2 separate regions of the Homo sapiens genome follow, and region 1 is linked to region 2. A link is a loop called in an ENCODE intact Hi-C map of the cell type or tissue named here. Cell type or tissue: CD14-positive monocyte. All regions are shown on one strand. Each heading gives the region's core, and the rest is flanking DNA. Links, peaks and the distances in the headings are about the cores only.

Evidence for each region. Hi-C counts contacts between places; a loop is a spot of excess contacts. Peaks named below come from ENCODE experiments on the same cell type or tissue, not always from the same donor. Only the 100,000 strongest peaks of a DNase experiment are listed, where the experiment ranks them.
Region 1: a loop joins it to region 2, with 5 times the contacts of the local background. A loop is called at or near these places in 2 of 110 quality-filtered maps.

What each region holds. Positions count from the first base shown.
Region 1 is chr13:99,224,839-99,230,755 of GRCh38, reverse strand. The region is part of intron 1 of UBAC2 (UBA domain containing 2); the gene reads right to left. Among named protein-coding and RNA genes, the nearest start is that of UBAC2, 27 kb to the right of the region's middle. RefSeq lists an enhancer at 2,698-2,767. In CD14-positive monocyte, for the core only: no CTCF peak of the experiment used is centred there; DNase peaks (open chromatin) are centred at 1,825 and 2,635; H3K4me3 peaks cover 1,791 bases; H3K27ac peaks cover 2,500 bases.
Region 2 is chr13:98,567,428-98,573,344 of GRCh38, reverse strand. The region is part of intron 1 of STK24 (serine/threonine kinase 24); the gene reads left to right. Among named protein-coding and RNA genes, the nearest start is that of STK24, 6.7 kb to the left of the region's middle. RefSeq lists a silencer at 916-1,210 and enhancers at 2,062-2,111, 1,739-2,938, 4,963-5,464. In CD14-positive monocyte, for the core only: no CTCF peak of the experiment used is centred there; a DNase peak (open chromatin) is centred at 3,614; H3K4me3 peaks cover 1,811 bases; H3K27ac peaks cover 2,220 bases.

The sequences.
Region 1 (5,917 bases), core at 1,515-4,014, 660 kb before region 2:
TTAAGTGCAAGAGGGAGGCAGGAGAGTAAGTTTCAGAGTGACAATGTGTAAGAAAGAGTCCACCAGTCACCCTTGGCTTCGAAGATAAAATTGGGTCATGAGTCAAGAAATGTGAGCTGCCTCAGAAAGCTACAAAAGGCGAAGAAACAGATTCCTTCTCAGAGCTTCCAAAAGAAATGCAGCCCTGCTGACACCTTGATTTTATCCCAGTGAGATCCATTTTGGACTTCTGGCCTCCAAACTGTAGGATAATAAATTTATTTTGTTTTATTTATTTATTTATTGAGGAGACAGAGTCTTGCTCTGTTGCCCAGGCTGGAGTGCAGTGGCGTGATCTCAGCTCACTGCAACCTCTGACGCCTCCCAGGTTCAAGCAATTCTCGTCCCTCAGCCTCCCAAGCAGCTGGGACTACAGGCGCTTGCCACCATGCCCAGCTCATGTTTTTGTATTTTTAGTAAAGACAGGGTTTTGCCATGTTGCCCAGGCTGGTCTCGAACTCCTGAGATCAGGCAATCTGCCCACCTCAGCCTCCCAAAGTGCTATGATTACAGGCATGAGCCACTGTGCCTGGCCATATTTCTTTTGTTTTAAACCACCACGTTTGTGATAATTTGTTAGAGAAGCAACAGTACACTAAAATAGTGATTATCATGTCCCTGAGGAAGTGATGCTGGCAAAAATCTACATATTAAGGAAACTCTCAGGGATATTTTGTCACATTGAAAGCAGAGAGAATAAAATAATGGAAACTCAGCCAAACTCAGAAAGGTGTATGACAATTCACAAGGTTTAAGATAGATACTCCCCATAAGTTACACAACAGGAAGAAGGCAAACACTGTTCAAACTGCTCCTGGTAAGTTTCTTACAAAGAAATAAAACCCTTTAATTCTCAATGTCGCTGAAGTTTTTAATAAATTACAGTATACTGTTTTACTATTTTTTCATTTCCCTATGCATTTATAACTATACATTTATAAGAGAAAGTCTAAAGTTTTAACAAAGCATTCTTTCAACGAAGATTTTTAAAAGTCACAGAACAATCCAAATTTTCCCCATTGATTATTAAAATAGCTTTGCCCGGTTTCAACTTGCACGGTCATTTTTACGGTCCTGCATCACCTTGCAAAGCAAGGACTATCTGTGTGTGTTTGTATATACTCTTTCCTAAAACGAGGCTGCAATGTGGTCACTTTGGTATGACCTTCAAGCTCAAATGACAAGTCACTGTCCCTGGTTGTCCAGACCTCCCTACATTCTGGGCCTCCTGCCTCTCCAGCACAACATCCATTGCTTTGTTCTCAGGAGCCTTTGCTGCAATCAAACCGCACAGCTCACTACCTCCTGAACATGTTGCTTTCTGTTTCAATGCCTTTGGAAAATTTTTCCAGACTTAAATCCCCAAATATCATCAATGCCTTCCTTATTAGCACAGATACTCCCTTATCTAAATCTTATGCAGCCTTCAAATTACAGTTGTTTCTACTTTCCTCCATCAGCCTGAGTGAACCATTTTAGCCTGAAGGGCTTTTCCCCCACTCTGCACCCTCGTTCCCACACACTACTATGAGCAGCCAGGGTTTGTACAGTTTTGCTATCCCAACCACAATAAAGATTCCTGAAGGGAGGCCACATGCCTTACCCTTCGCTACATCCACCATAAAGCCTAGCACCGTCCCTTGCACAGATGAAACGTCCAGATCATTAACAGCCAAGATCACAGAAAAGCCTCACTGATGGGGACATTCTCAGATTCTGTGAGATGCACCTTCATCTTATTCATAAGAAATTCCCTGGGGGCGAATTTACCAGTTACAGTTGACACTGTGGTTATTGTACTTGTCTAAGCATATAAAAATAGCCCAACTATTTCCTCTCTGGTAAGGTCTTGTGAGCATCTAAACTAGAACCATTAGTAAAGTGGTTGCATACTTTCTTCATGACCAAAATGCAAACAAGGCTCCACGGAATCTAAAATCTAACCGAGTTCCTCATTGCCTCGTAATTCAAAAGTAGAGGAGAGCACCATGACTATAAGCCTAACCAACCTAAATCCTTTCTCGAGCCATTTCAGCCTCAATTTTCCTCACCTGTAAAATGGAGATGAGAACCTACCTCAAAAGTGTTACGAGAAGAAAATGAAATAAAAGAATAAATATAGGGGCTGGGCACAGTGGCTCATGCCTATAATCCCAGCACTTTGAGAGGCCAAGTCGGGCAGATCGCTTGAGGTCAGGAGTTTGAGACTAGCCTGGCCAACATCGTGAAGCCCCGTCACTACTAAAAATACAAAAATTAGCCGGGCGTGGTGGGGTGCGGGGGAGCCTGTAATCCCAGCTATTCAGGAGGCTGAGGCAGGAGAATCGCTTGAACCCAGGAGGTGGAGGTTGCAGTGAGCCGAGATTGTGCCATTGCACTCCAGCCTGGGCAACAAAGCGAGATTCCGTATCAAAAAAAAAAAAAATGAATGAATATAGAGAATATTGCTCCTACCACCAGCACCATCACAACACCCCGGGCTTCCCCCATTAAAGGCAAGCTCCTTTGTGACTCTGACAGGACTGCAGATGGAGCAGGGGTGATGTAAGTGCAACGGGCAGCTTGATCCATGTTTCCTTCAACTTGGGTTTCCACCTGTCCTTGTGCAATGGGCCCCGTCAGTCCTTCCTCTTCCTTGCCAGCTTCTGAGCAACTCAACATGACTCAAAAAAGTCACCCATCTGAGCTACAAGATTTCACCATAAATTCTTGGTCTCAAGTCTCAAGGTGACACTCTCCACTGACCAGCATTTCCACTGATTTTCTCTAGTATATCTGCTCTACAACTTCTTACCTCACACTATCTCTTCCTCTCTCCTCAAACCTCCCTAATTCACACTCCCAACTTGAATACCAAACTCCCAACACATGCACCAAATGAATAAATGAACGGTTTGCTTTGGTATTCTCAATCATTCTCTAAATATGAGTAGGCATCCACGCTGTACCATGCATTATTCTAGGTCCTGAGGCACAGCAATAAACTGTGGACAAAGTCCCTAGCCTTGTGGTTTGGAGTGTAGACAGGACAGAAAAACAACAACAAACAAAACAAGGTAGATATACATTATGTCAGATGGAAATAAATCCTATGAGAAATGAACTAGGGAAAATAAAACCTGTGGCTTTGTTATTCACCACATATTTCCCGTCTCTTCCCAAACACATGGTAGGACTGCTCCCCACCCCCACTCCCAAATGAAGTGAGGCATGGCAGTGTGACTTGCTCTGGCCAAGTAAATGAAAGCTATGTCACTTCCAGGAGGACCCTTTAAGAGCCAGGGAATCATTCTTGTTCTTTTCACCTGCCAACGTGCAAGATGGTGGTTACTCTATCAGCCAGCTCCCGGGGCTGACGACAGTGTGGAGTGGACCCCTCCTAGGTAACTTGCAGTGGAGATGGAACACCAGTGAGATGCAAGCCTTGTCTCGGGTTCCTGATATTTCAGAGTTGTTTGCTACTGCAGCATAACCGGGGAAGGAGGGGTGCCGTCTTTTTTTGTTGTTTTTTTTTTTTTGAGATGGAGTTTCGCTCTTGTTGTCCGGGCTGGAGTGCAATGGCACAATCTCGGCTCATTGCAACCTCTGCCTCCTGGGTTCAAGCGATTCTCCTGTCTCAGCCTCCCGAGTAGCTGGGATTACAGGCATGCACCACCACAACTGGCTAATTTTGTATTTTTATTAGAGACTGAGTTTCTCCATGTTGGTCAGGCTGGTCTTGAACTCCTGGCCTCAGGTGATCCACCCTCCTTGGCCTCCCAAAGTGCTGGGATTACAGGCATGAGCCACCGCGCCCAGCCAAGGGGTGCCGGTCTTATCCAACCTGGTTAGGGAAAACCTTCTTGTAATGTGGATTTGAGCAGAGACCTGAAGATGTAGGCCTTGCAGATATCTGAGGGAAGGGTGATTCTGGAGGAAAAAAAAGCAAGTACACATGCTTTGAGATGAAAACATGCTCAACATGATTAAGAGATGATAAGGCTGCCAACTGGCAAAAGCAGAATGAGCACAAGGCAGACAGGGAGGGAGCTAACGTCAAACAAGTGGTGATGAGGGGAATGGTCCAGAGCCCTACAGGCCATTATGAGGACTTTAACCTTTCCTCTGGATGTGACAGGGTGCTTTGGGGAGGTCTAAGTAGAGGAATAACATGATTGGACATGTTTTTGAATGATCACTTTGGTTGCTAAATTGAGAAGAAATTACAGTAAGGCAATGGTGGAAGATAGTAAACCAGTTAGAAGGCTGTTAGGGAATCCAGGGAAGAAAGGAGGATGTTCAAACCAGCAGGGTGGAGGTGTAGATGAAGAGGGAGGTTGAAACTGGGATATGTTGTGAAGGTACTGCAGGCAGGATATGCTGACTAACCGGGTGCATGGGCAGATGGAGAAGTCAAGAATAAAATTAAGTTTTGTTCTGGACAACTGGAAGAACTGTTGGCAGTTACTGAGATGGCCCTGACTAAGTTTACTGACATGTTGTCTTTCCTACCTACAAGATCTGGGCCCATCTTGCAATATGCTCCCCCAAGCCTTCACCTGCCAGGTCTCTCTCTCCTCTCTACCAGTGCCACTCAAAATAACCAGTCTGCAAAGTGCTACCAGCTCACAGTGGGGTCAGAGTTTGTGCCAAATGTGAATCAACATACTGCCTCCTTCAGGGATGAAGTCCTGCTATGAAAACATATCAACTAAACATGTGCTGTGCTCAAATGTTACCTTATCCTTTGTCCTGCTTTTTTCATAGCACTTAACAGTGGATTTAATAGTGATCCATCAACTCTATGATTCAAACTGATACACCATTATTTTTAGTGCCACTAAAAAATAAACGCTGCCAAATATAATTCTAAGACGTCATCAATTACAAGGCACGTTCCAATTTTAGAATCATTAAAACGTGGGACCTAATGCATTTTAGAATCAAGGAAATATGTTTATTGGTCTATTGTCCATCCGCCCATCTTCAGTCTCCACTAGAACACAAGCTTACTTAGGGCATCAGCTTTGTCTGGTACATTCCTTGTTGCAGCATCCCTCATGCCTCCAATAGGACCTGACACATAAAGGCAGTCAAGAGTGTTTGTTAAACAAAAGGGGAGTGATGTGAAGGAGGTGCTCACATACTGGCGGGAGGAACCCAAGTGTCCACTGGCAGATGAATGCATAAACGGGTAAACAAAATGTGGCATACACATATAATGGAATTTAATTCAGCCTTAAAAAGGAAGGAAACTGGCACATGGAACAACATGCATGAACCTTGAGGACATTATGCTATGTGAAATAAGCCGGTCACAAAAAGATAAATATTATATGATTCCACTTATTTGCAGTACCTAGAGTAGTAAAATTCACAGAGGCAGAAAGTAGAAAAGTGGTTGCCAGAGGCAGGGTACAGTGGGCGGAGGAAGGGGGAAATGGGAAGTTGTTTAATGGATACAGAGTTTCATTTCTGCAAGATGAGAAGAGTTATAGACATCGGTTGCACAATATGAACGTACTTAATACTACTGGACTATACACAAAAATAGTTAAGATTGTACATTTTATATTATGTACATTTTACCACAATTAAAAATTAAAACTAAATATAAGCAAATATTTACTGAACTAATAACTGACCCTATTTACACAGCCATTTTAATTCTGTCCAGGACCAAACAAACCCCTAAAAATACAGATCTGATAATTACCATTAAGTATTCCTCTCAAAATGAGCAAAAATCACATCTCAGAAACCTATGTGGAAAGCAATAATACACAAATATCCAAACAGTTGCACATCACAGGATAAGTATATAGTATCATTATAGACAACAAGATTCGCTCATCAACTCAAGATTTGTACTTTTACTACGTAAAAATTTTAACTCAAA
Region 2 (5,917 bases), core at 2,330-4,829:
GCTTCAGATGGAGGCAGGAACACCAATCGGCTTTGAGTTTGCAGAAATGTGATTTAAAAATGAGATTTTGGTTTGCACATTTCTGTTACAAAATTTTATCAGTCACTTTTCAACTTTTCTGAACCGTGACCCATGTAAGAAATATATTTTACATCAGGATCAAAAACAAGTTTCAGGAGACCGTACTAATCCTTACTACGGGTTGAGTATCCCTCATCCAAAATGCTTGGGACCACAAGTGTTTCGAATTTTGGAATATTTGCATTATATGCTTGTTGAACATCCGAAATCAGAAGTGCTCCCAATGAGCATTTCCTTTGAGTGTCATGTTGGCGCTGAAAAGTTTCATATTTTGGAGCATTTTGGATCAGGGATGCTCAGCCTGTGCTTGTGATGTGCTGTTGTGGTATATTTAAAAAAGGAGCTGGTTGCAACACTAGATTGATTTCACAGCCCACTGATTCCTGACCCACAGTTTGAAAAATACTGAATTATATACGTCACATGTATTGCATATTGCAGGGCCTGGTTAATTTACCATGTTTTGAAGTTGTAAGTTTAACATAGTTTCATATTTGAAAATACAGATAATTTAGAGGAATAGCTTAAAAACCTGAAGTTTGTCTTGTTAACATCATCCTGTCCCCCTCGTTCCCCTTCTGTTTTTCTTGCTGCTTGGATAAATAGACCTTTGCTGAGAATGCCCCTTGCATCAGGATAGTGAGACTGGTGTCTAATGGCCAGTCTGGGAACATGGGGAGCTTTTCTCAAGTGCTCTGCTCCACCCTAGGGAAGCCTGTGCACTCTGGGAGTCTGGGAAATGAAGGCAAACACAGGACAGCTGCATTTAATTGTGGCTTAAGTGCTCTTGTACTTTTTTTTCTTGTTAGTGTCACATTTCCACGGGTTCTTTTCCGTTCCTTCCTTGGGAGGTGCCTGCCCAGTTACCCTGTTACCATCTGCACCCTGGGGGAAGGTTGGTGTGTCACTGGGTGTGGACAGTCAGGACATCCGAGACGTGGGTTCGGAGAGCACCTTGGGGACTTGCTGAACTGTGGAGTGTGCTCTGGTGACTGACAGCATTGGACTGCACAGGGGAGCCTGCAGAGTATAGTGCCCGGAGTCGTTGGAGGCAGAGTTCAGAGCCTCAGTCCATCCTGTCCTCAAGAGGTCGGCTGCCTGCTTTGGGGCATGTGCTCTAAGAAGGTTGCAGTGACTGAGGACACAGTGAGCAAAGGCACATGGTTGGAAAGCGGTGACACAGCTTCTGGTGGGCTAGATCTAGATCGGTCCTGGAGCTGAAGAGGCAGTGGGGTGCCTGTGGGCCTGGGGGAGGCCTTGCATCTGTAGACAGCCGGAAGTATGGCACATTTTTGAGCAGATGATCTCCTGTTCTTTGGGGCTCCTGCTTTCTCAGGTGTGGGGAGTGCTGGGTGCCCCTTTAGAAGGCATTGCAGCACTTCAGGGAAGAGGAAGCCCAGGGATGCGAGTGGGGAGCCCAGGTGTCAGTAGGACAGCCTAAGTGGATTTTTTTAGCATTCACTCAGCTTCGTGGCTTGAACTCTCAGTGAACATTTTATAGTATCTCATTACTCCTCTTGCTTTATGATCCTTTTTGCTGATCAGTGCTAAAGAGTAATAAGTACTCAGTTACTGTTAGTTACTGTTTTGTTAGTTAGTTGCCTATGTAAGTGTCAAAAAAACAAAAAACCTATTTTGAATACTCCGTGTTCCAAAATGTAACAATGGTAAGAATTTGTTTTGCTTGAAAGTGTTCTTTTTTGAGGGGGAGGATGGTCACAAGGTTTTTTTAAATTAGAAAAACCCAAACTTTTGGAGGAGTCCAGTCTCAGATCTGGGAGTATTCTTGATAGCATGTCACATAAAAGCAAGTGACCTTCAAGTAGGAATTGGTCAGATGAGATTTTCTAGCTTGCTAACTGTGCTGAGCAGTTATGGGCAGGTGGCGGCTGGCATCATTGCTTTCCCACCCTCTTTCTGACTTTGATGCTCTTCTTGGAGCTACGGTCTGATGCGTAGAGCTGAGCTGCCTAATGTGGTGCAGGTTGAGTTTCATTTTCAGTTCAGTATTTTTCCAGGACCCTGGTGCAAGATGCAGGGTGAGCAGTTACTGAAGGGAGGAGCCTGTCGATGGTCACTGCTACTTTCTGCTGTGCTTGTGCGGTTACACACACTCTAAAGCCGCAGTCCAGGCGTCCGATGGTCTCCTGAGAAACGGGCCCCTTAGCTCTTTATTTGGGCGATTACTCCCGATGATTCAGAGCTGCCCTTGTGGAAGCTCCTTACCTGCAGGAAGTGGACCACACCCAAGCCACCTTTCTGTGCCTTTTAATGCCTTAGCTCAGCTGATTATCATTAATGGAATCTTGTGGGTGGTGTGAGTGCAGGAAATAGAAGTTGCACTCTATTATCCATGTCTCATCGCGTAGAATCAGCCACTGTCGTCGGAGTAGTTTGTAGCAGTCATTTCCCATAATTCATGTTTTTGCAGTGGAAATTATAAAAAATATAAGTGCCAAATGCTTTGGGAAAAATAACCTGCCTCCTGAGGGTGACTATGGAGTTTCTTAATCCTAAATGGCTCCCTGGTTTGCAAGGTTTAAATTAGGGGAAATAAACTGAGATATGCCTTTGCTTGGTACAAACTGTGAAACATCCCAAATTGGTGGTTACCAGTCACTTTATGCGCACCCAGGGAACAACATTGTTGACTCTAGAGACCTTCCATTGTGTTTCTTGAGGGTTCTTCGTCAGCAAAAGAAACCTTTTCTGTTCTGCGCTCTGTTGGTATCTGAATACATTGTGGGAACATTTCAAGTTTTAAATTAATGCTTACCAAGTACGTAGCTGGGGTTTATCTTCCTATTATTTTAAGTCTCTTCCTGTTTTTTAAGAGAATTTTAGGCCGTAAGGTTTGAAAGAACTGTTACAGGTCCACATCCTTTGTTTTATTTGTAATTACTTAGGATTTTGTTTAGTTTCTATTTAGAAATGTCTAATGGGTAGTTTTGTAAGGTTGGTTGGGAAAGATAGCAGCTGCTTCCACCTCCCGCCATTTCTTATTCCCCGAGGGCAGCCCCTTTGATCTCTCCTGGTTGATTTTTGTTTTTGTTACTCCTTAGTTTATGAGGAACATTAAAAAATTGACCGGGGGCGGTGGCTCACGCCTGTAATCCCAGCACGTTGGGAGGCTGAGGCAGGTGGATCACTTGAAGTCAGGAGTTCAAGACCAGCCTGGCCAACATGGTGAAACTCTGTCTCTACTAAAAATACAAAAAAAACAGCTGGGCGTGGTGGTGGGCGCATGTATTCCCAGCTACTTGGGAGGCTGAGGCAGGAGAATTCTTTGAACCTGGGAGGCGGAGGTTGCAGTGAGCTGAGATGGTGCCACTGCACTCCAGCCTAGGTGACAGAGTGAAACTCCATCTCAAAAAAAAAAAAAAAAATTTCTGCCTGTGTTTTTTTTTTTTTCCTGGTTTCAGGCATTGTCTATAGACTTTGGACCCTGCGGATGAGGATTTACTTCTCTTCCGCTTGCCTCTTTTCCTCACATGGGCTCCCCGCTCTCCCCCAGCAGAGAGATGTTGTAATGTCAGTGAGGTCAGAATGCGGTGTGTACATTAATGGACTGCAGACGGATCTGCAGCCCAGCCATTATTACTCAACCATAGTTACTGATCAGATTTCTTTTCTTTTGGTAATGCTTCTCATTCATCCCAGCACTCTGTAGTTGTTGCAACCTTGTCTTAGGAAGTTCGGGTGGCACCTGTGCCTTTCGTCACCTGCGTATCTTCTATGCTTCTTGTGCCACCCCCATCCTCTGGTCTTCCTTTGCTCTCATCCTCTGGGTTCCTTCTGCTGCTCTCTTGTGTTGAATATCTGTTTTGTTTTTTTTTGTTTTTTTTTTTTTGTCTCTGCTGTCATTTTCTTTCTTGGTTTATGCCATGATGTTGGTTGGGCATATAGTGCGCCATTTTCTGTGAATAGGCAGCGTGGGAGACAGGCTTTTCAAAAATTTTTTTTCTTCTCCCTCAGTTGATATTTTAGCATGGTGTAAAATTGCAGGGTGGACATTCATTTCCTCCAGAATTTTAAAGGTGTTTCTCCACTGTGTTTTAGCTTCCAGTGTTGCTGTTGAAGATGGAGGCCCTGCCAGCACCGGCTTCTGTGTGTGCAGGCTGTGCTGTTCTTCCTGGACCTAATGGGATCTGAACTTTTTCCTTGAGTTCTGAAGTTTCACAATGATGTGGCTTGGAGTGGGGCTGTTTTCGTTTCTCGTGACAGATACTTGGTTAGGCCTTTTCTGTGAAGCGACTCAGATCTTTTCATTGACTTTTTTCTTTGATTCCCCTCCCCCCTTCCATTTTCTGTGTTCTTTCTTTCTGAAACTTTATTACTTGGATGGTGAACCTTCTGCATCGGCCCTCAAATATTCTTTTATCTTTTTTGTTTTTCGAGATGGAGTCTCGCTCTGTCACCCAGGCTGGAGTGCAATGGCGTGATCTTCATTCACTGCAACATCTGCCCCCCCAGGTTCCAGTGATTCTCCTGCCTCAGCCTCCCGAGTAGCTGGGATTACAGGCGCCCACCACCATGCCTGGCTAATTTTTGTATTTTTTAGTAGAGATGAGGTTTCACCATGTGGAGCAGGCAGGTCTCGAACTCCTGACCTCAGGTGATCCACATGCCTCGGCCTCCCAAAGTGGTGGGATTACAGGTGTGAGCCACCATCCCCGGCCTTCATTCCCCATTTTTAAGTATGCTGCCTCTGCTTCCGGCTGTGTCTGCTGCAGCCTGGTCCATATATCCTCAATTTTTCCTTCCTTTGCAGATAATATATTTTCATCATTTCCTTGACTTTGGGAGCCTGGCTGTGAGATGTGGGGCAAGCTGTCTGGCTGTCTACCCACTTCTGTGGCTGACTTTGAGGCTCTGCCTGGTTCACTCATTCCCCCGGCAGAGGGACTGGTGCCGTCAGTTCCTGAGAGCCGGGGGTCCAGCACTGTGAGTTAAGTTAGTTCTCTGCTGGCCCGGCGCGATGGCTCATGCCTGTAATCTCAGCACTTTGGGAGGCCGAAGCGGGTGGATCATTTGAGGTCAGGATTTCGAGACCAGCCTGACCAACATGGTGAAACCCCTTCTCTACCAAAAACACAAAAATTAGCCAGGCGTGATGATACACGCCTGTAATCCCAGCTACTTGGCAGGCTGAGGCAGAATTGCTTGAACCCAGGAGACGGAAGTTGCAGGGAGCCGAGATCGCGCCATTGCACTCCAGCCTGGGCGACAGAGCGAGACTGTGCCTCCAAAAAAAAAAAAAGTTCTCTGTTTTCTGCACCTCCGGTTTAGCGTTGTCTTCCTCTACTCCCCACCCCCCCCCTTTTTTTTTTTAAACCACTACCTACTTTCCAGCTTCTGAGATTTCATTGCAGTTGTCTTCTCTCTGTTTCAGGTATGTGGTGGTTTTTAGATTTATGATTTTAGTGGGATTTCAGGATTGACCCAATTAGATGCTGCTGTCTGTGTGACCCCTCTACCTCCAAGTTGCTATTCTTCAGTTTATAGGTGAATAAAGACAGGGCCAGGCAGGTGAGGAAATTCCAAGAGCTAGGACTGACTGCTGGGCCAGGGCGGCGGGCAAGAACTCGGAGCCTCCGTTCTCTTCATCATGAGATTGTGCCTCTTATTTTCTCCCTGTAAATAAACAGCAGTATACATGTCTGCTTATTTTTCCATCTCTCTACTGGTCGGTGGCCTCCACCTCCCCAACTTGAACTGAGAACCTGCTCTTCTTGCTTCTCTCATTTTTTTGGTCCCAAGATCCTGTGGACACAGAACGATGTCCGGGAGCCTCATAGGATCTCTCTGGAGAAACGCTTGCTTAAGTTTATGATGC